Linked DNA regions of Mus musculus: all the other regions are linked to region 1. A link is a loop called in an ENCODE intact Hi-C map of the cell type or tissue named here. Cell type or tissue: heart. All regions are shown on one strand.

What was found. Hi-C counts contacts between places; a loop is a spot of excess contacts. Peaks named below come from ENCODE experiments on the same cell type or tissue, not always from the same donor. Only the 100,000 strongest peaks of a DNase experiment are listed, where the experiment ranks them.
Region 2: it touches region 1 in a loop (3-fold over the local background); 15 of 42 quality-filtered maps call a loop at or near these places.
Region 3: a loop joins it to region 1, with 2.1 times the contacts of the local background. A loop is called at or near these places in 4 of 42 quality-filtered maps.
Region 4: it touches region 1 in a loop (7-fold over the local background); 4 of 42 quality-filtered maps call a loop at or near these places.
Region 5: it touches region 1 in a loop (2.6-fold over the local background); 13 of 42 quality-filtered maps call a loop at or near these places.

What each region holds. Positions count from the first base shown.
Region 1 is chr5:88,561,991-88,566,990 of GRCm38, forward strand. It overlaps Rufy3 (RUN and FYVE domain containing 3), which reads left to right and starts at 3,050. Exons shown (of 18, transcript NM_001289774.1): 1 at 3,050-3,486. The coding sequence starts at 3,159. Gm42107 (predicted gene, 42107) reads right to left here and starts at 3,568. Exons shown (of 2, transcript NR_168902.1): 1 at 2,784-3,568; 2 at 1,450-1,639. In heart, CTCF peaks have their summits at 2,878 (motif pointing left) and 3,806; DNase peaks (open chromatin) are centred at 2,931, 3,311 and 3,751; H3K4me3 peaks cover 3,064 bases; H3K27ac peaks cover 2,517 bases.
Region 2 is chr5:88,760,790-88,765,789 of GRCm38, forward strand. Dck (deoxycytidine kinase) reads left to right here and starts at 4,224. Exons shown (of 7, transcript NM_007832.4): 1 at 4,224-4,557. The coding sequence starts at 4,467. In heart, a CTCF peak has its summit at 1,995 (motif pointing left); a DNase peak (open chromatin) is centred at 4,242; H3K4me3 peaks cover 1,461 bases; H3K27ac peaks cover 1,622 bases.
Region 3 is chr5:88,625,303-88,630,302 of GRCm38, forward strand. It overlaps Rufy3 (RUN and FYVE domain containing 3), which reads left to right. Exons shown (of 18, transcript NM_001289774.1): 6 at 1,919-1,980; 7 at 2,723-2,788. Among named protein-coding and RNA genes, the nearest start is that of Grsf1, 48 kb to the right of the region's middle. In heart, no CTCF peak of the experiment used is centred here; no DNase peak of the experiment used is centred here.
Region 4 is chr5:88,718,953-88,723,952 of GRCm38, forward strand. Mob1b (MOB kinase activator 1B) reads left to right here and starts at 1,919. Exons shown (of 6, transcript NM_026735.2): 1 at 1,919-2,169. The coding sequence starts at 2,156. In heart, no CTCF peak of the experiment used is centred here; DNase peaks (open chromatin) are centred at 1,879 and 2,789; H3K4me3 peaks cover 4,252 bases; H3K27ac peaks cover 4,297 bases.
Region 5 is chr5:88,673,938-88,678,937 of GRCm38, forward strand. It overlaps Grsf1 (G-rich RNA sequence binding factor 1), which reads right to left and starts at 2,234. Exons shown (of 10, transcript NM_178700.5): 1 at 1,821-2,234. The coding sequence starts at 2,174. In heart, no CTCF peak of the experiment used is centred here; DNase peaks (open chromatin) are centred at 1,644 and 2,284; H3K4me3 peaks cover 2,702 bases; H3K27ac peaks cover 1,855 bases.

The DNA.
Region 1 (5,000 bases):
CCTTGCCTATACATTTAAAGAGGCTCATATTTCAGCTGATCCCTTGTATTCATTACACTGTCATTTAATTAGCAGTAGCAAAACACAGAGCTGCTATGAAAAGCAGAGAAGCATAAAAAACAATTCAACGCGGGAATACACAGATTGTCAAGCTATGATAACTAGGCTTAGCAAAGAGAACCCTGGCATTTAAGCTAGAAGGGATTTCTTTTCTTTCTTTGTAGAGGGGGTAATAAACAACACATTTCTCACAGGGCTGTCACCTGCCATTTGCTCACTCAGGAGATGAGGCTAGATGCTTTTAGACTTGAGTTTCGTGACTTCCCTTGTCGATTACCTGTCTTCCTAACTATGATTTGTGGAAATTCTGTTCCTCTTCTTGAGACTTGCATATTTCTTTGTCTGCTTGCTTCCTTATGACAGGAGCTCCTTGTGTAGTTAAAGTTGGTCTCAGTCCATCATGATCCCCCCCACCCGTTTCAGTCTTCCAAGTGCCAAAATCCCAGCTATACACTATCATCTCTGACCCCGACCTGCAGCTGAAAGACTGCAAAGCACCTCTAGGATGTGATCTGACAAGAATAAAGAGTTTCTTAAAGAGTTTCTAGATGAAAAAAAAAAAAAAAAAGTAAGAAACCCAGCCGGGAGGTGGTGGCACACGCCTTTAATCCCAGCACTCGGGAGGCAGAGGCAGGTGGATTTCTGAGTTCGAGGCCAGCCTGGTCTACAAAGTGAGTTCCAGGACAGCCAGGGCTATACAGAGAAACCCTGTCTCGAAAAAAACCAAAAACAACAACAAAACAAAACAAAAAAAAAAAAAAAAAAAAAAAAGAAACCCAACTAAAGCATAAGCATTGGTTTTTCCTATTTAATAGGATTTTCAATTCCTAGGAGGCAAGATTCTTTATCAAGATTCTCACACTAGGCTCAGCAGTTAAGAGCACTGACTGTTCTTCCAAAGGTCCTGAGTTCAATTTCCAGCAACCACATGGTGGCTCACAACCATCTATAATAGGATCTGATGCCCTCTGCTGGTGTGTCTGAAGACAGCTACAATGTACTCATATACATAAATAAATCTTTAAAAAAAAAAAAAAGATTCTCACGCCTCAAAAGATTCAAATGAGCTGGGTTATACTGGTGCATGCTTGTAATCCCAGCATTCAAAGGCTCCCAGATCAGGAGGATACTCACCTCTCACCCCCAACCTTCTTAAACAACAACAACAACAACAACAAGGGGCTGGAGAGATGGATCGTCACTTCTTGTGCTCTTGCAGGGGATTCGAGTTCCCAGCTCAGAACTGCCTGTAACCACAGCTCCAGGATATCTGACACTGTCTTCTGGCCTCCCGGGCACAGGGCATATACACAAACAGCCACAGGCATGTGGGTAAATTAAGTAGATAAATAATACATCTTAAAAATAAAACTCAACAAACTCCCAAGATGACCAAAGATATGATGGAAACTCTCATTCCATGCTTTTATTTGATTAAAAAAAAAAAAAGTTACATCTTAGATAGGCTTGACCCACCTCTGTGATTGGAGCAGTCTGCAGGTGGGCAGATCTCTGTGAGTTTAGGTTCAGCCTGATCGCAGTGAACGCCAGGTCAGCAGCCTGGCCTGCATGGTGAGACCTGTCTCAAAACAAACATCGTTTTGTCAAAGCGATGACAAGTAGATAGGAACTAGTCAATCTTGTTAGACCATGCTGTAGAGGGTTTACTTAGGTTTCTAATTTTAACTTTTACAAAATCTCTATGAATAATTTTACACAAGAGGACAAATAACTTAGGCAGGTCTAATAAGATCAACGGGTCAAGGAAATACCAGAAACTGAAAGCTACTAGTTAATTTTCTAAGGGTGTTTAAAGTTAGCTTCCTTTTCAAATATTCCTTGTTTTAAAAACCTCAAGACTGGCATTAAAGAACTCCCGTGATGATTTCTAGTAGCAATTCAGCAATTTACGGAGAATAAGAAATATATTTTCTTTCTGAAAGTTTCACTTTCTCTACGGAGTTAAGGCTTAGAGAAGATGGAAGCTAGTGTACAAAACGTCCAGACAGTAATTTCTATTTGATTCCATAGGAGTCTGCGACTCAAAGCTATCCTATCTCAAAGTGCAATCCACCCCAGAGGAGTGTCAGCAGTGCATCTAGCCTGTAAATACCACCTCTTGGAAGCCAAGGCAGGAATTTCAAAGCCAGCTTAGCCTGGGCTTCAAGTGAGCCCACCTACCCCCTCGATTAAAACAAAAAACTGGGAATTTTCTTTTTTTTGGGGGGGGGGGCGGGTTTACTTTGCGCACGTACCGATTCAAATATATGAAATAAAATACGGATGGCTAATTTACTAACAAAAGACAAATACTACGAAAGGGAAAACTATCAACCTGTAATCGGCAAGTGTCCTATAAAGTTTGAAGTAGCTGGTTTAACCCACCCACACGCACCTGCCGTTCTGGAAATCTGGAGAACAAAGTAAGAGCAAACACAACGGTTTCTAAATCGACCTCATGAACATGGAACAAAAACCGGTGGGAAGACTATTGTCTCCTCTAGTTTATCCTATTTAAAGTTCCTGAATCAAAACCGTGAGCCAACCCGTTGAAGGTCTAGTGTGTAAACAGCAAACCGTAGTTTAATACTTAGGGGGTGGGGGTGGGGTCTTTAAAAAAAAATACGAGCATTGGCCTTTTCCGCCCAGATCTTTGCGCCTCTCTCTCCGGTGACCCGCGAAGTTGGCGGTTACACACAGACAACGCCGCTCGGTTCAAGCACCTGGCCAGCAGGGTCCAGCCGGGTAGCAGAGGACCAGGCCAGGCTCACTCTGGGCCCCGTGATCCGGAGGGATCGGCGCTCCGGAGCCCAGCGGAAGGTGCGCGGAGGACGAGCAGGACGCTGCCCCCTAGGGGCGCCGAGCCGCGGCGGGGGGCGGCGAGCGAGGCGGGGCGGAGGCCGGAGGCGGTGCTGGGCAGGCCGCGCCGTCGGGGCGGGGCGGTCCTCAGCTGGCCGGGCCCCGGCGGGGCGGGCGGAACGCGGAGCCCAGGCGGCGGCGAACGGCGGACGGTGGCGGCGCGGGCACGGCGGGGCATCCGATCCTCGCCGTGAGCCTCGGGCCTGGCGAGGCGGCTGCACTGCGAAGCCGCAAGCGAGATGGCAGAGTCGCCGGCGCCCGGCGCGGCTGCTGAAAGTTGCGGCGAAGAGCAGGAGAGGGGCGGGGAGCGGCGCCCCTCCGAGCCGCTGGAACCGCGCGGTGCTAGCGCCCGCGGCGCGGACCGGGAGGACGAGGCGGGGCCCTCGGAGCCGGACTCGCCGGTGGCCGCCCCCTTCTTCCTCCTCTACCCGGGCGATGGAGGCGCGGGCTTCACAGCGCGCCCGCCACCGCAGCGCGCCTGGAGGACCCCGCCGTCGCCCGGCTCCCCGCTGCCCTTCCTGCTGCTGAGCTACCCGAGCGGCGGCAGCGGCGGCGGAGGCAAGCACCGTGAGTGTTGGGCACGGGGACCGGGACGGGGACGCGGTGGCCGGCCGAGCAAGACGGGCTCAGTGGAGCTCCGCCTCTCGCCGGGTTTCGGAGCCGCGCGGGCCGGGGGTGGGGTCCGCGCGCGGGGGCGGAGGCGGCGGCGTGCCCCTCGGCGGTGTCCACCCCTCGGTCGCCCCAGGCCGCGGCCCCGCCAGCTCGCTCCCCCTCGGCTTCCACGTGCTGGGGCCGCGGCGTCCCCTGGCGCCGGCCGGCGGCGCCGCGCACTGGCGCCCTTCCCGGAGGAACCGCGGAGCTGGCGTCCGGGACCGGCTGACGCGCCCCCACCGGTTCCCAGCCGCGGTGGCCAAGTAGGTGTGGCTGCCGCGCCGCCGCCCTGCGGCCTCGGCCGAGCCAGGGGGATTTCTTTGAGCGTCCCCCCAAACCCATGAGGGAAAGCGGTGACCCTCACCCCCCACCCCCACCCAAGTAAGAAAAGAAATGGTCCCGAGGTACGCGAGAGGAAGGAAAGGGAAAGTGTGGCTTAGAAAGGGCACCTCCCAGTGTTGTGTCTTTTGTCAGAGAGACGCTTCCACGCCTTAAAGCCTTGGCCACACTCTAACCCTCCCCAAAATCAGCGAACCCCCATTGGTGCTGTTTTAGGCAACAAATGTTTATTGCTGTTGGCCTTGAGTGGGTCTGTGAGTGTATGTAATGACAGGACTGGAGTGTCAGAGATGGTTTAAAAAAGATAAGACCTTAGTTAAAATTATGAAAAGACCTCTGACAACTCAAAGGATGCTGTAAATGCCAAATACCGTGCTATAGGTAGGAATTCTGAAAAGGGAGGGAAAGTTCCCCGGGGGTAAGTGAGGCTCCCCTCCCTCCTTATTTTTAAAGCTCCCTGATGCAGATCTTGGTTTGACAGCTCTCTGCTGCCAAGAAACTGACTTGGCTTTTTCTGCCTCCCCATCCAACCCTGTGGAAAAGATAAACATTTGTTGAATGTCTCCTGTGTGCGAGCACCGCGATTACCAACGCTATCAAGTCTCTGTGAGCAAAACAGACAACCTCCTTTTCAGCTGAGGAAGCCGAAGATTAGACTAATTACATGATTTGTTTTCAGTAACAGTTTTATGAAGCAAGCATGACCCAGATTCCTTGTCTTCCATGACTGAGCTCTTTAATCAAACATCCGAGATCCAAACTGATCAGATGGTGTGTGTCGGGTTAGCAGGAAGGAAGTTCGGGATTCAGCTAGGGAAAGGCCAGTGTTAGCTCTCTTCTTACCTAAAACGTGGTCCTAGGCAGATCTGCTTGAATCTTGCAAAAATAACATTTCCTCTGAGTTGTGTGCTCTAATCTCCAGATAGGAGAGTTCTGATAGGCGTTCTTTTGTACAGCAGAGGTAAAGATAAGCAAATTCTCCACGATGAATAATTTTCATTTCAAAGGAATCACCTCTTTTGTTCCTTTTCTATTTCTATGAATTCTTATTATAACCACATCACTACAGAAGGAAGGAGGTGCTTTTTAAA
Region 2 (5,000 bases), 200 kb after region 1:
TTCTGAATGCAAATGGTTTGAAATTTTAAGGCTTTCCTAAGTAGTTATTCTAAGAGAATTCATTTTGAAGGTATAAGACTGCTCTCTGTCTATCACTCATAGTATGATAATTTGTATTCTGATAAAAGAAAAAATGCAAATTAAAATATTGGGCCACCTTGTATGTGTGGTACAAACTCCTCCTCTCCCCCTTCACTCCCTCCTTTCTCTTTTGAGTATCGTGCTGCATAGTAGAAAGCTTTGCGATAAAATCTCAGACAACCAGGAAGCGAAATCACTGGCCTTTAAGATTTGTGTTTTCCCACTCATGTCTGTGTCATGTGCACATACATACCTGCTCACAGGCACTCAAGGCTGAGTTTACAGTTCACCATTGTTAGAGATTCATACAGGTTTTTGTTTGTTTGTTTGACAGTTTCTTTGTCACCAGAGCTGCAGTTATTAGTGACATAATGTGACAATTTCTTAATTTCTCCTTCATAATTATTCCTTTATGGAATTTCTTCTACTTTTGCACAAATTTGAGTTTTAGTTTTGATTTTGAAATAATTGTATAAGTTGTAAAATAGGTTAGTGTATTTTCGTTTAAGAACACTCTCCTCCTTAAATTGTCCTGCAGAAATGACTATATTTTAGGGAAAATAGTTTTTTACAGCTATTAAACTGTATTTGTTATTTTTGTATATGCATAACCAGGGTGGTGAGATCACTAATATTTTAGGAAATACCTTTGTTATATTTGATTTTTTTCTATACATTTAAGTTATTACTTAAAATTATTGGTAGAAATAATGTTGTGAAGACAGCATATAAGGAATACTTAACGTCAGAATAGAAATCATTTCTGAAGATAGAAATCAGAAATGCTGCAGGTGCCAGGTAATGGGAGCAGCAGGGCAGCATTCTCACTGTGCAACTGCTTAAGACATGCACGGAGACAAGAGTCCGCAGTCACGGGGGACAGGTTCTCTAGTAAGATAGTTAGATGGGCAAAAATATCTAAAATATGAAATGCAACGTAGGCGCCATATTGTAAGTTGTGCCAAGATTATGCAAATTAGTTATTGATCAAAGTTGTTTCACTGTTGTTATTTTAAAGGAAACACTGAATGTCAGAAAATCTGTAATATGTTTTATTTGATAGATGTAAATAATGTATACAGTCTTATGTGGCAGAATGGGAGGTATTTACATTTTAGGTTTTTTTTCTTTAGAAGAAAATGTTTATAAGGAAAAAAACCCTAATAAATACTTTTGTTTGGCCATGAATCCTGCCTTCGCATTAGTTTATTTTTACTGTAGGTAGTTTTACAATGAAAACATTTCAAAGAAAAGTAAAGGTATTTAGAACAAATTGATCATTTCAAAATTTGTTAGGCAGCACTTTCAGTAATTCTTACAACACTGGTAGTTACCATCTATGTACCACACATACTAAAATTCAGAAATTGTAGAAGTCATTGGCTCTCAGACTTGAAGGTTCTTATATGCCTGCAGTTAAAACTAATGTTTTCTTTAGTGTGTACTATTGCAGTGAGAGAAAAAAAAAATGACAGCAAAATAATGTAATATTTATGGACCTTTCAACTGAACTAAGAAATGATCCATTTTATCTTTATTATAAATCATTAAATAATATTAGTAACATTAGAATAATATACCCTAAGATCTGAAGTTATAAAAGGAAATGTATATTCCAGAGTATTATTAAAGTATTATTTGGAGAATTTTATGTTACAGGAATTGTGCTTAGATCTTAAGGTTGAAATATTTTGAATAGTGGCTATTGTCAATCATAATGGACCACTGCCACACTACTCAGGAAGACATTTATGTGTGTGCAGGTCCACTTGTGTTAATAGACACAGAAGGGGGGCTGGAGAGATGGCTCAGTGGGTAAGAACACTAACTGCTCTTCAGAAGGTCCTGAGTTCAAATCCCAGTAGCCACATGGTGGCCACAACCATCTGTAATGAGATCTGACGCCCTCTTCTGGTGTGTCTGAAGACAGCTACAGTATACTCACATTTAAAAAAAAAAAAAAAAAGACACAGAAGCCAGGAGCCAAGCTGGAGCCCGACATGCGTGGGAGTGTGCGCACGTGCACACACACTCACACAGAGTTTTATGTGTATATGTGTGTGCCTGAGTGTACATATATGCACTGTGTGCATGCAGGAGCCTGTGGAGGTCAGAAGTGGCATTGGTCCTCTTGGAACTGGAGTTACAGGTGATTGTGAGCTGTTATATGGAAGCTGGCAATTGATCCTGGGTCCTCTACAAGGGCAGTCAGTGCTCTTAATCCCTGAGCCATCACTCCAGTGTCTTAATTGAAAGTATATTTTTTCATATAATATATTCTGATTATGGATTCCCTTCCCCAACTCCTTCCAGATCCTGTCTTTCCGCCCTACCCATATCCAGAGTCTTACTATCATCAGCATACAAGCAACATCTGCAAATAGTAATGAAATAAGAGAAAATTAAAAACAATCAGAGTAGGCTGAAGCCAACAAACTACTAGGAGAAAACCAAAGAAAAGGCACAAGAAACACAGACAGACAGAGACATACATTAGCACACAGAGAAATTCCGTAAAAACGACACTGGAAGTAGTAAGATAAATAAGAAGGACCAGTAAGGGGGAAAATGTATAATGACAAAACTAATACCCAGACAAAACATTAAGTTCTGGAGCCAGGGATCTCTAGAACTGCCACTGAGTTGGTTTTGTGTTGGCCATCTATGCTGCTGGGCATGGCATCTCTCCTTAAGAGTGGTTTGTATTCCCAGTGAGAGTATGTTAGGGAAAACTAATTTTTTCATTTACAAGCAGTTTTCAATTGGAATAACTTCTGGGCTAGGGTCAGAGCCATGTGTCCACTTTTTCAGCTCTAGGACCCCAACTGGCTTAGCTTTATGCAGGGAACATGCATGCTGCCTCACTGTGAATTCATGTGTGTGTTGGTCATGGTGGGTTTAGAAGGCCTTGTGTCCTTGGTGTCCTCCATTGCCTCTGACTCCTAGACTTTCCCCATCGTTTTCCATAAGGTTCCCAGAGCCCTGAGGAGAGGGCTTTGGTGGAGACATCCCATTTAAAGCAGAGTATGCCAAGGTCTCCCTCTCTGCACTTTATGCCTTTGTGGGTTTGGTTCTGCAGAAAGAAGCATCTCTGATGCTGGCTACAAGAGATACTGACCTATAGGATATCACTAGGTATCATTTTATTGTTCAGTTATTGTAGCAGAACAGTATTTGGATTGCCACCTGAGCAGTGTCAGATATGTGTTACATCTCATGGAGTGGGCCTTAAATCCAGCCAGTCCAACAACTCACTTTAATACCTGCTCCTTTTTTTGTAGAAGTCGTCATTTCTCCGCTGCTAGGTCCATTTTTAGGACATATTTTAGGTCAAATGATAGTTACACGCTAAAAAAAAAATAAGTTCCTTTGTTTTTGTAGATAATTTGAATCTGACTTCCAGATGGGTAATCTTTTTACCAGGTCTATACCCTGATTAAATAGCACCTCTCTCTAGCTCAACCTAGCAGAATGCTGTGTGTGTGTGTGTGTGTGCAGAGTACATCTCTATGTATAAACATGTGTATATGACTTTAAACATTAATTACATGTTAGGCCATGGACATGCAATGTTAAGTCATAGCCATGCTGCTGAGAAACATACCTAGTGTTAGGTAACTTTATAAACAGCACGGTGTAGCATGCAAATTAAAGTGGAGACCTTGGGTGTTATGATGCCAGTTTCCAGTCTCACTTCTGGTCCCAGACTTTAAACCAGTAGCCACTCCCTCCCTTCCTTTCATTCTAGGCACTATCCTGTATGGTGGATGGTACTAGATCGCTGGTTAACGAAATAACTCTTAAGACAGTGACGGACAGCTACACGTTTTCTGTGAGAGACACCTACTGAGGCTCTTAGTTTGAAATTACTAGTTCTTACTTTTCTTCCCGGAAAAGTTCAAACCACGAAGCCTGACAGGATCCCAAAGGGCTGGTCCAGAAAAGCCTGACCCTACTCTTCCCTAGGCGCTTCGCTCAAGCTCCGCCCCTGCCCTCGAATGAGCTCATTGCGCAAGGCCCGCCCCCCGCCCTCCCACTGCTCATCCCGCAGGCCCCGCCCCCTCCGGCTCACAGCTCGTCGCGCACGGTCAGTCGCCCGGCTCTCTCAGGGTTCTCCTCACAAGCCCCGCCCCCTACCCTGCGCTCCTGGGACGCCCGGCCCGCCCGGAGGAACCACAGACATGCAGATCCCGCGAGGGCGAGGCGTATAGGGTGGGAGTCGGGGCCGTCAGGGCGGGTTCTCCACGGTCTGCCCAATCGCCTGCGCCTCCGCGCGCCAAAGTCAAAGTGCGGGTCCCGCCGGCGCGAGATTGACGCTGCAACCCGGAGCCGCCCGTGCCGCCGTGTCCCTGCAGGTTCCGCACCCGAGCCGTCTGGAGCTAGGCATGGCCACCCCACCTAAGAGGTTCTGCCCTTCTCCCTCGACCAGCTCCGAGGGGACCCGCATCAAGAAGATCTCCATCGAGGGGAACATCGGTAAGGTGTCCCCGGTGCGGTGCTGTGCTGGTGCCCCAGGATCCTTCCCTGCTGCCCTGCTCGCGCCGGCGCGGTGGCTCGTCTGGCCCGGCGCCAGCGGGGGCTTTGTGAGGCGCGCTCTGGACCAGTGTGCACCCTTTGTTGGGAACTGTTTTTTCTTGAGATGTAACTTAGGTATGCGAACCCCTTTTTAGGTGTGCTCTTCAGGTAGGCTTCACTGACTTGCGGTTTTACCGCAAAATTGAGACCGTTTTCATCATTTACATCCCCAGTTCCCTTTGCGCTTCTTTGTAGTCAGCTCTTTCTCCCTTCCCATCCCCTTACAAGCCCTGACCTGCTTCTGTTTTAATCCCTGCCAGTTTTGTTTTCCCATGATGTCCTAAACAAAACCAGAGTGTCTTGTTTTCTGTGTCTTGCTTAGTATACTAGAGTGCCTTTAAAAC
Region 3 (5,000 bases), 63 kb after region 1:
TGCCAGTGCCTGGCAAATACAGAAGTGGATGCTCACAGTCATCTATTGGATGGAACAAGGGGCCCCTAATGAAGGAGCTAGAGAAAATACCCAAGGTGCTAAAGGGGTCAGCAACCCTATAGGAGGAACAGTATGAACTAACCAGTACTCCCCAGAGCTGTGTCTCTAGTTGCATATATAGCAGAGGATGGCCTAGTTGTCCATCAGTGGGAGGAGAGACTCTTGGTCTTGCGAAGATCACATGCCCCAGTGCAGGGGAATACCAGGGCCAGGAAGCGGGAATGAGTGGGTTAGGGAGCAGAGTGGGGGGAGGGTATAGGGGGCTTTTGGGATAGCATTTGAAATGTAAATGAAGAAAATATCTAATAAAAAAAAGAAATAAGATGTGTAATAAAGTGGCCTATTTGAAAAACTGAAGATGTCCTTTAGTTGAAACAGACACCAGAATGTCAGCAGTGGCCATTTGTGGGGTTATGCTAAGAATGCGGGGAGCTTAAATTGCTTTTGTTTCTCTGATTCAGTAAAACACACAAAGGAATTAGGTTTTGGATTGTAATATAACTTTGTATTATGCTTTTGAGATTAAAGTATAATTACATCATTTCCCCTTCCCTTCCCTCCCCTGAACCTTCCAACAATCCTGTCCTTGATCTCTTTCAAATTTCATACCTCCCCTTTTTAAATTGTTGTTACATTTATATCTGTATATGTGTATATGTATATGTATATATGTACATATGTATATGTGTATATGTATATGTGTATCTGTATATGTGTACATAGGTATAAATGCCCCTAAACATAACCTGCTCGGTCTGTTCGGTGTTATCAGTATGTGAGTTTTCAGGGCTGAGCTTTAGGTCCGCATGATGAGCAGTGTGCTCTTCTCTGGACATTCATGTCGCCTTTTCAGGAACCTTTAGATGCCCGTAGTTGTCTGTGTGCAGCCGGCTGGGCCTGCTGGGCTTTCTCCTCCACTTTGACTTGCCTTTGTGGCTGTCCTTACTCAGCTCGGGTTTAGGCCATTGTGTAGGTGAGACTTATGGGTGTAGCTTCTGACTAAAAATTGCTTAACTATAAAACTAAATAAGAGACCACAAATGGGGACCAGACATGCTGACAGAGATGGAGGAGGGCAGAGATGGCATGAGACAGGAAAGTGCAGAGAAGCTTAAGGGAGAAAAGCAAGAGCAAGGGTTGAACAAGGACACTCGCTGAAGAGAAGGCAGGGACACCCGTTGCTTTGCAAGCTGGGAGAAGTTATTATTTTTTGTTTGTTTGTTCTTTGTTTTTTTTTTGTTTTTCGAGACAGGGTTTCTCTGTGTAGCCCTGGCTGTCCTGGAACTCACTCTGTAGACCAGGCTGGCCTCGAACTCAGAAATCCGCCTGCCTCTGCCTCCCCAGTGCTGGGATTAAAGGCGTGCGCCACCATCGTCTGGCGAGAAATTATTTAAAAAAAAAAAAAAAAAAAAACTTCTGTAACTAAATTTTAAAAGTTTTTATAGAAGAAAATAAAAAGTTTGTAGCAGAATTGCCGATAAAGAAAATTTAAACTTTTTTCTTTATGCAAAGGATTCTGTTAACTGTCATGAATTGTCTTCGCTTTCTTTTACTTTTGTTACTTTTGATGGCCGTGGTGTGTGTGTGTGTGTGTGTGTGTGTGTGTGTGTGTGCATGTGTGTGTGGCGAGCATGGAAGTGACAGCTTAGCTCCTACCTGCTAGTGAATGCTCTGCTGGTGAGCAGCACCCTCAACCACTTACCTTGACTCTTCTCATTTCTCCCTTACCATTATAGTCATAATAAAGTGTTAAATGTTCATTACAAACTTCAGGTGATTATCGTGGTTATAATTCTTTTTGTGCCTAGAAAGCAGCAGAACCAAATTTTGTATTAACTTCTGAAAATTCTCTCTGTAGGTTGGAGTTATAGATTTTTCGATGTATCTCAAAGATGGAAACAGTAGTAAAGGTAGTGAAGGGTATGTATAAAAAATTAAATTTCTTTTGTCTCTGATGTAACATATGCGTCCATGGGTAGTTTACAACAATATTGCCTTAGCACATTTGGCAGAAGAATATTTGATTATATAGCTTTAATGAAGTCGCGACAAAATGCCTGCTTTGGGCCTACAGTTAGAAGGATTTCTAGGTGAATGCTTTTCTTGCTAGGTATTCTGGGGGCAGAGGTGATAAAGATATAAAATCAGTCCAATTCTCCATATTGTTTTGCTCTTCTGAGATATAGACTCATATCATAGTCCATATTGTCCTAGGGCTCACTGTGTAGATGAAGCTGGTCTTGAACCCGAGGCTTTCCTGCAGCCTCTACTCCTCAGCAGTAGAATCCGAAGGTGTGAAGTCACCACGTCCAGCCAGTTCTCCATAGCTTGACGTAGGTCTTGAAACTCTAGACAGACTGGGTGTTGCTGTGCCACACCCATGTCCTACCCTGGCAGGCTGAACCTGGGAGATAAGAAATGCTCCAAAAGAAACAAGCCAGGGGTGATTGTTCATGCCTGTAATCCTACCATTCAAGAGGCAGACACAGGCAGGTCTCTGAGTTCCCATCCAACCAGGGCTGTGTAGCAAGAGTCTGTCATAAGAACAGGGATGCTGTCTTGGTATTCCTATTTCCTGCTTTATGGATGCTGGGGTGAGGGATGGGGTCTCGGTATTCCTGTCTTCCATCTTACCTGTTTCCTCCATCATTGTTTCCTCCAGGGATGGACAGATTACTGCGATCCTAGACCAGAAGAACTATGTAGAAGAACTCAACAGACATCTGAAGTAAAGAACGAATAAAGTTGTTTTATTGGGGGTTTATTGACAGAGAAAGGAAACATAAAACATAAAAGTACTAAGGACCGGTGGAGTCAGTATTCACCAAATACATGGAGCGTTCCTGTTTACCAGTCCAAGCTAATTCGTGGGAGGCAATAAGGGGTCATCAGGAGATTGTAACCAGAGATTAAATCAGATATTCAGTTAAGGATTACAGAACATATGATATGTATGCTTCATCGTAGCCATGGATTAAGCCACCTTCTGCATTCCTAGTGGTGGGTAAAGCATCCACTATTTTAATCCCTTACCCATGTTTGTGCGCTTGCGTCTCTCACTTCCACACTGATTGACATATTACCTTTCACTCCCACAGGTATTTCAAACTTGCCAGGATCAGTTTGATATTCTTGTGTTAAAATCGGCTTAATAATTTTAGAAGAATTATTAACATAGTGATTAATTATTATCTTGTTTGTAGCTTATAGAACTTTCGTAAGTTCTGTTATGAAAGCCATTCCCCACCACTACCACCCTTCTCTCTCTTGAGACAGGCTTTTACCATGTGGCCCTTGACTGGCCTGGAACTTTCAGCTGGCTTTGATCTCATGGGGATCTACTTGCCTCTACCTCTAAGTCCAGGGATTAAGGGTGTGAGCCACCGCACTCAGCATAAATCTATTCTTAAATGACCTATAATCAGTTTCAAGTTCCTGTATGCACAGAGGCAGAGTACAGTATGCTTTGCAGATCTTTGGTCACATTGATAAAGTAATATTCAGATGGCCTGGGGACTGGAGAGATGGCTCTGCAGTTTTGAGCTCTGACTGCCCTTCCAAAGGACCCAGGTTCAATTCCCCCTACCCAAATGAGGACGCACAACCATCTGTAGCTCAAGTCCCAGAGGCTCTGATGCCGTCTTCTTGCTTCTGTGGGCACAAGCACACACATGGTACACAGACATACATACAACAGAATACCCATGCACGTTACAAAAAAATAAAACCTCAGAAGGAAACTCAGGCACAGTTTATTAGAACTTAAGGGAAAACGCCAGGCAGGCAAGCCACGGGTGATAACAGCTGCCAAGGAGCTGAGGAGGGGAAAATCCCATCTGTATGTACACAAGGAAAAGATACATCCCAGTGGGAAAGGAAAAGGCCCGGTAACCTGAGCCTGGGTGCAAAAGCCGTCAATGCTCTGCCCTGGCGGGCAGGGGCAGGGAAGACGTATTTACTTCAGTTGCCGGAGTTCTCCTCATGGTCTACTAATTGGGCTCTAGGTAGCCTGGCTGTGAGGGTGTGTCTAAGATGGAAAGGCAGTAACCAGCTGTATGTGTTTATGGTCAGTTTGCCGCCTTCTACCCGAATCGCAGGGCCGGGAAGGAATGCCTGCACCAGCTATTACAGTCAGTTTGCCTTTGACTTGTGACTTGGGGCTAATTTAAAGCCAAACCTGTGCCCTCGGTGTCTCTGTAACCTCGCAGTCGCAGTTTGTTACTTCTAGATCTGTCTCGACTGCCTGGATGACCGGGAAGGCAAACACTTGAGAATGAGTTGGGAGCAGCTTGGGGGTTTTCCACAATAGTGCTTGGTAGTGGCATCCTTTATATTTTTTTATTTATGTATTTATTTTTGATTTTCTACCATGCTATAATGACTGATGTCTTTCGTCTCAGAGGAAGCTAGCATATTGACATTCATACTTCAGATGGTACCTACAGAAAGGATGGTGACAAAGGACCCTTTTATTTCCTTTCTTCATTCCTAGCAACCTTTCACAGTATCAATGTAAATTTTGAGTAGTCTTAGTTCCAGCTAGCAAATTCAAGAACAATTTTAAGTCAATTTTCTCTGGGGAATCAAGAAGTAAACATGGCCGTAAAACTCTGTGACGACATCAGCCAAGCTAAGTTGTGGTGATATTTGACACTCCAGTACGAGCTCTACTCTTCTTACCTTTCTGTGTCTGTCTCCATGTGAGTTACAGACACCTGACTAATGCTGTTGAGACAGGTTAACAACAGAGTGCAGTGAGACACCGCAGGAGTAACTGCTGTATGCATAGGCTGTGATGTCTCGGGTCGCTAGGGAGAGCTTAGAACGCATCATATCACACTCACTCGGTGATTTCACAGAACAAGTACTGAGTACAGCCTCCCATGCCGAGGACACAGCATCGAAGGGCACAGTTCTTTGTATGCTGTCTGAGAGCAAAC
Region 4 (5,000 bases), 160 kb after region 1:
CATGCCTTCAATCCCAGCATGCAGAGGCAGAGGGGCAGAGGGACAGTGGGGCAGAGGCAGAGGCAGGCAGATCTCTGAGTACAAGCCTGGCCTGGTCTATAGAACAAGGTCTAGGACAGCCAAGGCTAAATAGAGAAACCTTGTCTCAAAAAACAAAAACAAAACAAAACAAAACAAAACAAAAAACCCAACCAAACAAAAACCCCAAAAAACCAAACAAACCACAAACCAATCAAAAGATTTTAAAATATCAAAAGCTTTACTATACTGTTTCTCTGAGCCAGTGTCTGGAAATACAGTCTCAGGCCGGTCTTAAACTAATTCTCCTGTCTCGGTAGCCTTCTTTTCTAAGCACACAGCCATGTCTGGCTGCCAGAACTACAGTTAAGAGTGGGTGAGACTGGGGCTCTGACTTGCTCCTTCAACTACTCTTCCTCAAATAGTTTCTAACCTGGTGAGGTAAATCTCGCCTTTGGAAGACCTTTATGGAATTATATATGGTATAGTAAGTAGTATTATATCAAGATTTGAATATAAGGCTTTTACATCACCAACTTACTGTTTTTTTATCATAGTAAATCCTTTTGCTGTCTGTTTTATTTTTTTTATTTTTGATTTTTTTAGACAGCAGCTCACTATGTTATTTCTGGTTGGCTTGGAATTCCATATGTAAATCAGGCTGGCCTTAGACTCACACAGATCTGCCTACCTCTGCCTTCCCAGTTCTGGGCTTAAAGGCTTTTGAAGCTGTCTTTTCACGTTATTATTTGCTGTTCCTGAGATAATAGAAGGTTCGGGTTTCTTGCATTTAGGTTTTTAAAACCATTTAGCCAACGCGGCTGACTACTGGTGTAGAAATGAAATCGGATAAATTGAATATTTGCATCACTTTCAGGAATCCTCTGTCTTTTGGAACGCTAAGCTCAAGTTGGGCTACTATCTGCACACTGTTCCACTTAAATTCCTCGATTCAGCATCAGGTGCGAGTAAAGAATACCACTGTCTCCTATGGTAAAAACAAACAAACAAACAAACAAACACACAAACAAACAACTTCCTGTGCTGTCTTGGCTTACTCCAAACTTGTGATCCTTTTGCCTCCATCTCTGAGGTATAGCGATTCAGGCAAGCACCACCACGCACTATCTATTTATTTAATTTGTGTGGAAATGAGAGGACAACTTGTGGGAACTGGTTCTCTTTACCGCGTGGGTTCCAGGCGATCAGGCTTGGTGGCAAGTTCCTTTACTGGCTGAATCATCTCAGGAGCCATCAAACAGTCTTTAAACATAAAGCTTTGCCCTCAGCCTCTTAAGCAGGTGAGAACTAAAGTTCCTTCGAGCGCCTGGCTGAATAATTCCCAGCGTTTTGGGCATCAGTTCTTCGAAGGGACTCCACAACTAGTTAATCCGTATGGCCATGGATAACCAGCGTCCCTGCCTCAGGGAATCTGGTCCTCAGCTCTCCTGGGCTCCCTCCGTTTCCCTAGACAGCTAGCTTGTTCAAATAAAGATCTTACCTCCTAAAACATTTATTTCCCTTTCCCAAAATTCCATCTCCCCCCAAGTCGTTACAAGCAGAAAAACTTTTTTTTTTTTTTTTTAAGTGCGGGCGGCGTAGAGGGACTGGGGATGTGGCTCTCAGTTCGTGGGGTGCTTGCCTAAATCAGAGCACAGAAAGCGAGTCCAAGGCCTTCCGCTGTCCTCTCTGATGGCGACTCCCTCCCTATCCATGAGACCCAGGCGTCCTGGAACGGAGGTCCACTTCCCCGCTGGGCTCCGAACCCCCCAGGTCACGTGCTCGGGCAAGCTCTCAGCTGGACTGTGCGGGAGGCAGAGGTGACCCGAAGGTAATCCTAATGTGGGCGGGGCGCCAGAGCTCGCTCTCGCGAGACTTCGGCGCGGGAGCGCGGGGCTGCGAGGAGGACGCGGCGGGCGGTGCTTCCTCGGCCGCTCTGCTTCCAGTCCGGTGAGCCTGCCGAGTCCTGGCCTTCCACTTCCGCCCCTCAGCCGGCCGCGGCAAGTAGCGAAGCCGGAGAAGTCGCGGCCGCTCCGCCGCCGGCGCGCGTCCTTCCCCCTCCGCCACCTTTTCTCTGATTCAAGCCCGCCGCCCCAGGCTTCGCTCAGCCGAGCCCGCAGCCCACGCCGCGGCCGACATGAGCTTCTTGTTGTAAGTAGTCCAGTAGCGCCGGCTTTGTTCCGCCGCCCCCTGGGCCCCGGGCTCCAGAGGCCCCGACCTCGGGGTGCTGGCCGGCCCTGCCTCCTCGTCCTCCGGGTGCTCTCGGGGCCCTGCCTCCTCGTCCTCCTGGTGCTGCCCGGCCCTTGCCTCCCCATCTTCCTGGTGCTGTCGGGGAGCCTTGCCTCTCCATCCTCCTGGTGTTGCCGGTCCCTGCCTTCTAGTCTTCCGTACTGCCTGGCTCTGCCTCCCCGTCCTCCTGGTGCTGCCCGGCTCTGCCTCCCCGTCCTCCTGGTGCTGCCCGGCTCTGCCTCCCCGTCCTCCTAGTGCTGCCCGGCTCTGCCTCCCCGTCCTCCTGGTGCTGCCCGACCCAGCCTCCCCGTCCTCCTGGTGCTGCCCGGCTCTGCCTCCCCGTCCTCCTGGTGCTGCCCGGCTCTGCCTCTCCGTCCTCCTGGTGCTGCCCGGCCCTGCTTCCCCGTCCTCCTGCTATTGCCGAGCCCCGCCTCTCCGTCCTCCGAGTGCTGCCCGGCCCTGCTTCCCTGTCCTCCGTGTGCTGCCCGGCCCTGCCTCCCGGTCCTCTTGGTGCTGCCCAGCCCTTCCTCCCCGTCCTCCTGCTATTGCCGGGCCCTGCTTCTGCGTCCTCCGGGTGCTGCCCGGCCCTGTTTCCCCGTCCTCCGTGTGCTGCCCGGCTCTGCCTCCCGGTCCTCCTGGTGCTGCCCGGTCCTTCCTCCCCGTCCTCCGGGTGCTGTCTGGGAGCCCTGCCTCCCTGTCCTCCTTGTGTTGCCCGTCCCTGCCTTCTAGTCCTCGGTGCTGCCCGGCTCTGCTTCCCTGTCTTGGAGCTGCCCTTCCCCGTCTCCCCTTCCTCCTGGTGCTTGCTCTCAGGGCCGTGCCTCCTTGTCCTCCTGGTGCTGTCGGACCCTGCCTTTCCATCCTCCTGGTGCTGTCAGAGGGCGGGGGTGGGGGGAACACTGCTCCCTACCCTCATGTTCTGTTGGGGTGCCCTGCCTCCCTGTCCACTTGGTGCTGTCGGGGTGGGGTTGGGGGTGCTGGCTGCTTCTCAGGTCCCAGTGTGCTACCTGGGTCATGGACCCCAGTGTCTATTTCTGCATTTCTCTACCTGGCTCCATCTTCGCTTGCCTGCCTGCTTGTCTCCACCTCTGTCTCTTGTCCTTTTGTCTCTTTCTCTTGATAGAGATATGTGTGTTTGCAAGCTCACCTCCCACTCGTGTGTGCATGTGTGTACTTCCATGCTTACCTCCCACCCCACTCTCCTGACTGTCATCCAACACTTGCCAGGTCTCCCGGCTCAGTGCCAGCTGCCCGTTGCTGTTTTCTGAGTCCCAAGCCTGGAAGATGGATTGTTCTTATCTGACTACTCAGACCCCTTTTACATCTTTGTTAGGTCTTAGGGTTGAGAAAGGGAGAGAGCCAAGTTCCATAGAGGGGATTTCAAAACAGGGTTGCTTGAGGGTCTGGGGACTCTAGCACCCTGCTTCTTGCAGTGCTTTCTTGATTTGTAGAGGTTGTATTTTTTCATTCACCTTCCAGATAGGATGTGGGTATTGTTCTCAGGGTTGATTTAGGTCCACTGGGCTGTAGTTCTCCAGTCGTCTGCTAAGACCAACTTCAGTGTTACATTTAGTGCTGGGTGTTATTTTACTCCCCGTGTATTTCAGACCAGTTTGAGGTGAGGGTGGGGATCAGAGCACAAAAGTAAGACAGAAAGGGCTTGGAGCTTCAGGTCCTTGAGGTTACACTGAAGAGGAACTCTTTTGAAAGCTTTCTCAGAGTCACCCAGGTGCTCAGAATTCTAATTTAAAACCAAAATAAAAACAAACCCTTCAGCGTTGTAATCTACCTCATAAATGCTCTTTTATTGTTGTGGAGCAAACAGAATTTAGCCATTTTTTTCTGTTCAGATTCTCTTTCCCCACCCCCATAGTTTCAGTCACTACATTGGTAGCACCCCTATTTCCACATGCTCATAGCTAGGGTACCATTTCTTTTTAGGGTGTTGGGGCAAAGCTGAACACGATGAAAAGCCCTGGACACATTTTTCTCCTAGGCACAGGGTCTGGCTTGTGTCAGCCTGCCTAATACCTTGAACTCAATAGTAAATTTATTCTAGGGCTGATCCTGAGTTTGCCAGTACTAGAGGAGAGAAACCCAGTGGCTTCTACAGTAAGCTGTCTGTCTCACAGTTCACCTTTAATCAGCATACCCAAGCAACTCTCATGCTGAATGTAATTTGACATTGCTTTCATTCTGTTCTCAAGAAGATAAAAGCTGTAAAATAGCAGTGTGGATGGATGCAGCTGACAGGCTTGTGTCTTTTGGAACTCATAAGCTAACATGGTTGAAGTATAGGAGGGCCATACTTGGCTGACTTGGTGATTGGAAAGGGGCTAGTGCTGCTCCCTGAATACACATGTAATAGAGTCCTGTTTTTATGTGACTCAGTATTAGGTGAGGCATGTGGTAGATGAGTTCATTTTTTAACTGATGAATGTTAGTTATATATTGCTATAACTAATGTGATCATCTAGAGAGTTTGTATTATTTGAGAAACAATTTTTCTAGCAAGGTCACAAATAGAAAGCTTTTTCAGGTAGGGATTGCCCTTAACATACCCTCAACAGGTTTTGCCTATCAGTTTTAACAATCAAAAATGTTAATCTGGAGGAAGTCAGGCATGGTGGCACACAATTTTAATCCCAGCGTTTAAGAGGCAGATTCAGGTGGATCTCTGTGAGTTCAAGGTCAGTCATGGCTAATACTGAGACTGTCTAAAAAAGAAACAAAATTTAATCTGGCAATTTTTTAAA
Region 5 (5,000 bases), 110 kb after region 1:
TATTTCAGAGGTGAGAAGCACACTTCTCCACCCTCTGGTTTTGTTTCGTTTGAAAAGTGTTCGCCCATGTGGCCTAGGCTACCCCAAATGCACCACCATCCTGCCACAGTCTCCCAAGTGCTGGCTACCAGGCTAGCTATACCAGGATGGCTTTGGTTTACGTTTATATTTTATATCCTAAGGTGATATACAAGTACATTCCAGTGGTAGTACTACCACTAAGGGCAGGGCTACTTTCCAAACCCTGGGAGTAAGAGTACTTTCATTAAAAGCCATACAATGACAAATTATACCGCTTAATTGAAAATCACCCCATACACAAAACACAACCTCAAACCATCATCTCAAAGCACTGATTATCTGGAACAAGGCAAGATACAGAACAAGATGCCTTAAGTGTTATAATAAAAATACAAAATCCTGTAAATTAAAAAAATAGAAAACTACAGGGGAAAAAAAGAATAAAGATGGGAGATATAAAAGATAGGACATTACAATTTGGGAGGGGAGGGGAAGTGTTAGCATGTGAAAAACAGCAAACACATTTGCCCAAACTGGACAGTAAAATGAAGAGCCAAAGGCAAAAGGCACAGCAGCTGGCTATTTTGTGTTGGGCTCTATGAAGGGATACTTCACTTTGTAGGCAAAGGAAGTTAATAAAAAGGCATTGGGACATGGGTAAACGCCTTGAAAAGACTAATGTAAGAGAAAGTGGATAAGGGAAAAAAACAGAAAAGGCAACAGCAGAGACAGGCGCGGCAGGGGGCTCAAACTGCTACTTTCTGTTTCCCCAGAATTCCATAAACATCTTTACAAAATAAATAAGTAAATAAATAAATAAATAGTGCAGCAGAAAGTATTGGGCCGGGATTCAAATCAATTAGCTCAGCTACTGGCAGACATCAGCCATGCAGATGAACCACCCAGATATCACTAATTCAAGCAGACGCAAAACTAAATTAAGATAAACATGGCCAGTGGCGTTACCAGGTTAGGTAGACACTTCCCAGATGCCACATAAACCGCAAAAGAGAAATGTCCCACATATACAGAGGACCAAATATTTGCAATATGAATTCTTACAATGTCTTTCTGAAAAGACGGGAAACAAGGGAAAAGATCGTGGAGTGACAACCGAAGCCCCCAAGTCCTCACCCACGGACGCCCCCGCCCCACACACACACGTTCTCTCCCAGTTTCCCACGGTCTCCCCACAGCTCTCCGCGTCCGCAGAGCCCCGCTGCACCAAAGGTCCTTCTGTCAAGGCGAGTGGACTTGCAGAGGTGACCTTCAGTCAGGTGGACCGCCCGCCTCTCCCCGCGGACAAGGGAGAGGGACGCGCGGGGGCTGTCCCAGGCTAGCCCACGCTCCCGTGCGCGCGGGGCTGCGCGTCGGTGGCCGGCCGAGGAGGCCCGAGCCGCCCGGCCTACCGCTCCCACCGCACGCACGGCCGGCCCCGACCCTCCGCGGGCTCTGGCCGCTCAGCTTCACCTCCAGCGGGCATAAGGCTAGGGGGGAGTCGGGGTGGGGGGCGTCGGCGGCGCCCCCAAAACCTACCATGGGCCCGGCGGGAAACAAGGCCTCTACATTCACCCCAGCCACACTTACACTGCCCAACCGCCCAGACTCGGAGGGAACAAAACAAGAAGAGCCGGGGCCGTGAGAGCGTCCCTTGTTCCCGTGCCCAATAGGAGGACGGAGCGGGAGGGAGGCGGGGGTGCGGTGCGTGCCGCGGATCCCCGGGCGCGCACGCGGGGCGCTCGCGGACAGACCGACGCGGGCGCGCGGCCGCCGAGGGTCCCGCGCGCGGCGCCACGTACCTGACTGTAACCCCGCGCCGGGCCCGCGGCGGCTGCCAGCGATCGCGGAAACAGCGGGGCGCGCAGGGCCGAGTAGGACGCGGCGGCGGCCGCGGCGGCGGAGGGACGGGCAGGGATGGGACCCGCCAGCCTCCCGGCGGCCGCAGGCCCGAGCTGCAGGCCCCGCGTCTGCGAAGCGGCGGCCGCGGCGGCCCCGAGGAGTAGCAGCAGGCGGCGGCGGCCAGAGACGCCCGACGGGAAGGTGCCGGCGGCGGAGTAGAAAGGCAGGCAGGCGGCGCCGGTCCGCCGGCAGCTGCTGCAGTTGCAGCCGCAGCCCCGGAGCAACGCGCCTAGCACCCAGCGCGTCCCGGCCATCGGCTCCGGAGGCGGCGCGGGGCCTGGAGGTGGCCGCTGTGGCGCGAGCGGAGGGGAAGTGGAATCCAGGGCGGGGGAGGGGGCACCGGGCACATGCGCCGCGCGCACCCGGGGCTGAGACGAGGCTCGGAGGCGGAGGTGAGCGAGCGGCCCCGCCCAGGCTCCGCCCTCGGGGCGGGGCTTTCCCGCCGGTAAGGGTGTGGGTGGGGTGACCTGAGCGCCTCCAGAGTGGAAGTTGTCCCAGGCTCTCCTGCTCAGGTTAGAGCTGAGGTCTGCGGGTCACCGAGGCCCGGCGAAGTTTCCGGAAGGAATGGGTTACCTAGCTCTAAAACGTTTTGGGACGACGCTGAGGGGGCGTTGATACCCCAACCTCAAAATTCGTGCAGAAGGCCAACTTTGTTTTGAACGGAAGCACTGATTTTATAGTATATGTGAGATATGTATATAATATTTATCATATATTATATAAAATAAAGCCTTCCTTAGACAATATAGTCACAAGTGAAGGTGTAGAGATTTGCAAATAAATACATGAGTGGTTGTGCAGTTTTCTCCTATGTGGCAAGGACCTGTCAAAGGTAAAAAAATAAAAATAAAAAACTAAAGACAAATGGGAGTTCTTAGAGTAAAAATATGAAGGAGAGGCTGATTGGTTGTGGCGGGGGTGGGGTTAGGAGGCATCTCTGTGACTGGGTAGTGTAGTTCCGTGGCAGGGTAATCGCTTAGATCACCCCAACCTCCTCGTGGGGGTGAGGAGACCAATATAGGGCTCTCTATCGTGGAAAATCTTAACATATTTCAAAGTTTTTGAAATTCAATTCTTGTTCAACTTCCAGAAGTAAAGAAACCGCCTACATTTTCCACTGTTTCACCTTTATCCCAGTGCCAGCTCTAAAACTTTTTTTTTTAAGTTAACTATGTAATGGCAGTCATCCTATGGTATTCATCTTAAAACAATACGGACTTTTTTATTATTAGTTTAATGTATTAATATATGGGTGTGGCCACGGAGACCAGACAAGGGCATCGGATCCCCTGGCCCTGGAGTTAGAGACAGCAGTGAGCCATCATGCAGGTGGTGGGAGTTGAACCTGGGTCCTCTGAAAGAGCAGCCAGCACTCTAGACCCATAAGCCATCTCTCCAGCCCCAGTACAGACTTTTGAAAGGTTACGTTCTGATAAGTTACCTTTGAGACATTTAAGATGGTTGGGCTTAAACTTTGGCTTGTTTACTCTGGACTCCTTTTAGATTTAAGAAAACCAGGTATTTCACAAATGAAAACATATTTCTGTCCAAGAAGGAAAGAATAGAAAACCTGACCGGCTTGTTCCTTTTATACCCGAGATGTGTAGAAGAGGTTCTTCCTCTTTTCTTCGGTGAGACACAAACCCTAAAGCAGTGGCTGGCAACCTTCCGAATGCTACATCTTTACAACAGCTCATCTTGTGGTGCGCCCCCCCCCCAACCATAAAAGTATTTTCATTGCTACTTCATAATTGCAATTTTGCTGCTGTTGTGAATTGTAAATATCTGTCTTTTTTCCATGGTCTTAGTTGGCACCTGAGGAGCAGATCTCAACCCACAGGTTGAGAACCTCTGCCCTAGAGGTTTTTCTTTTCCTGTCAGGCTGGGGACCAGAGATGCCTCCCGAACCCTCCGTAAGACGTTTTCCACTGAGCTATACATTCCCAGCCTGGTTCTATTAAACGTTTCTCTTTTGTATTGCATCTGTGTGTTTATCGTGGGTCCCCAGGCCCACAGTGCTGTGGCAAGTGCTCTGTCCCTCCTTCCATGTGGATCTCAGGCTTGGCAGTAAGTGCTTTACCCACTCAGTCATCTCAACAGACCCTACGCTTTGCTTTCAGGAGAGAAAATGGGCTATCCCTTCGTTGCTGATTATCCCAGAACACAAACTTGTAGAATTATTGCAGATTCTGCTCCTATTACATTCCCTTGCTGCTTGTGTGTGTGCTGTGGAGGCCAGAGGTCCACATCAGATGTCTTCCTCCGTCACTCTCTACCTTGTTTTTGGACAGTCATCACTGAACCCGGAGCTCACTCTTTCCACGGACCCGCCTGTCCAGAGACACTCCCCAGAGTCCCTCTACCTCCTCAGCACTGAGTTTAGAGATACAGACTGATGCACCAGGCTTTAAAAAAAAAAAATAGTTGCAGCAACCATTCAAAATGTATAAATCAAAATACTAAAACCCTAAATTACTAAAATACATAGACAGGTTTGTATACTGCTTGTAAGGGTTTTGTTTTGTTTTGTACCCCTGGGTGTTTTGGAACTCATTGTGTAGACCAGACTAGTATCCAACTCACAAGAAATCCCCTGCCTCTGCATCCTAATTGAAGGCATGGGCCACCACACCCAGCCTACCTTTTAGCATTTAATCAGTAATAAAACCAAGGATCCAAATAGAAAGCCTTTTCGCTTAGAGGAAGTTGGGAGGATTATAAAGGAAAGAAGCTGGAGATTTATTTCTTTGTCCGACAGCCAGCCAGGTGCAGTGCCATGTGTGCCTCATATGTTCAGAGCTTTCCCCGGGTGAACTACAGAGACATGGGCTTAGCACTAGATTTCAGAGAAAATAACAAGTTCTGTAAATTGAAACTAATAGAGTTTCGGAACACCAGACTTTAAAAATTGATTGTAGCACATGCTTTTAATCCCAGCACTCAGGCAGAAGCAGGAGTTGAAGGCCAGCCTGGACTACGTACCAGTTGGAGACCAACAGAGTCTGAGCAAATACTGTCTCAAAAAACAAACAAAAATGCATACGTTTTAAAACTCCACTGTAACCGGCCCTGGGCGCGCA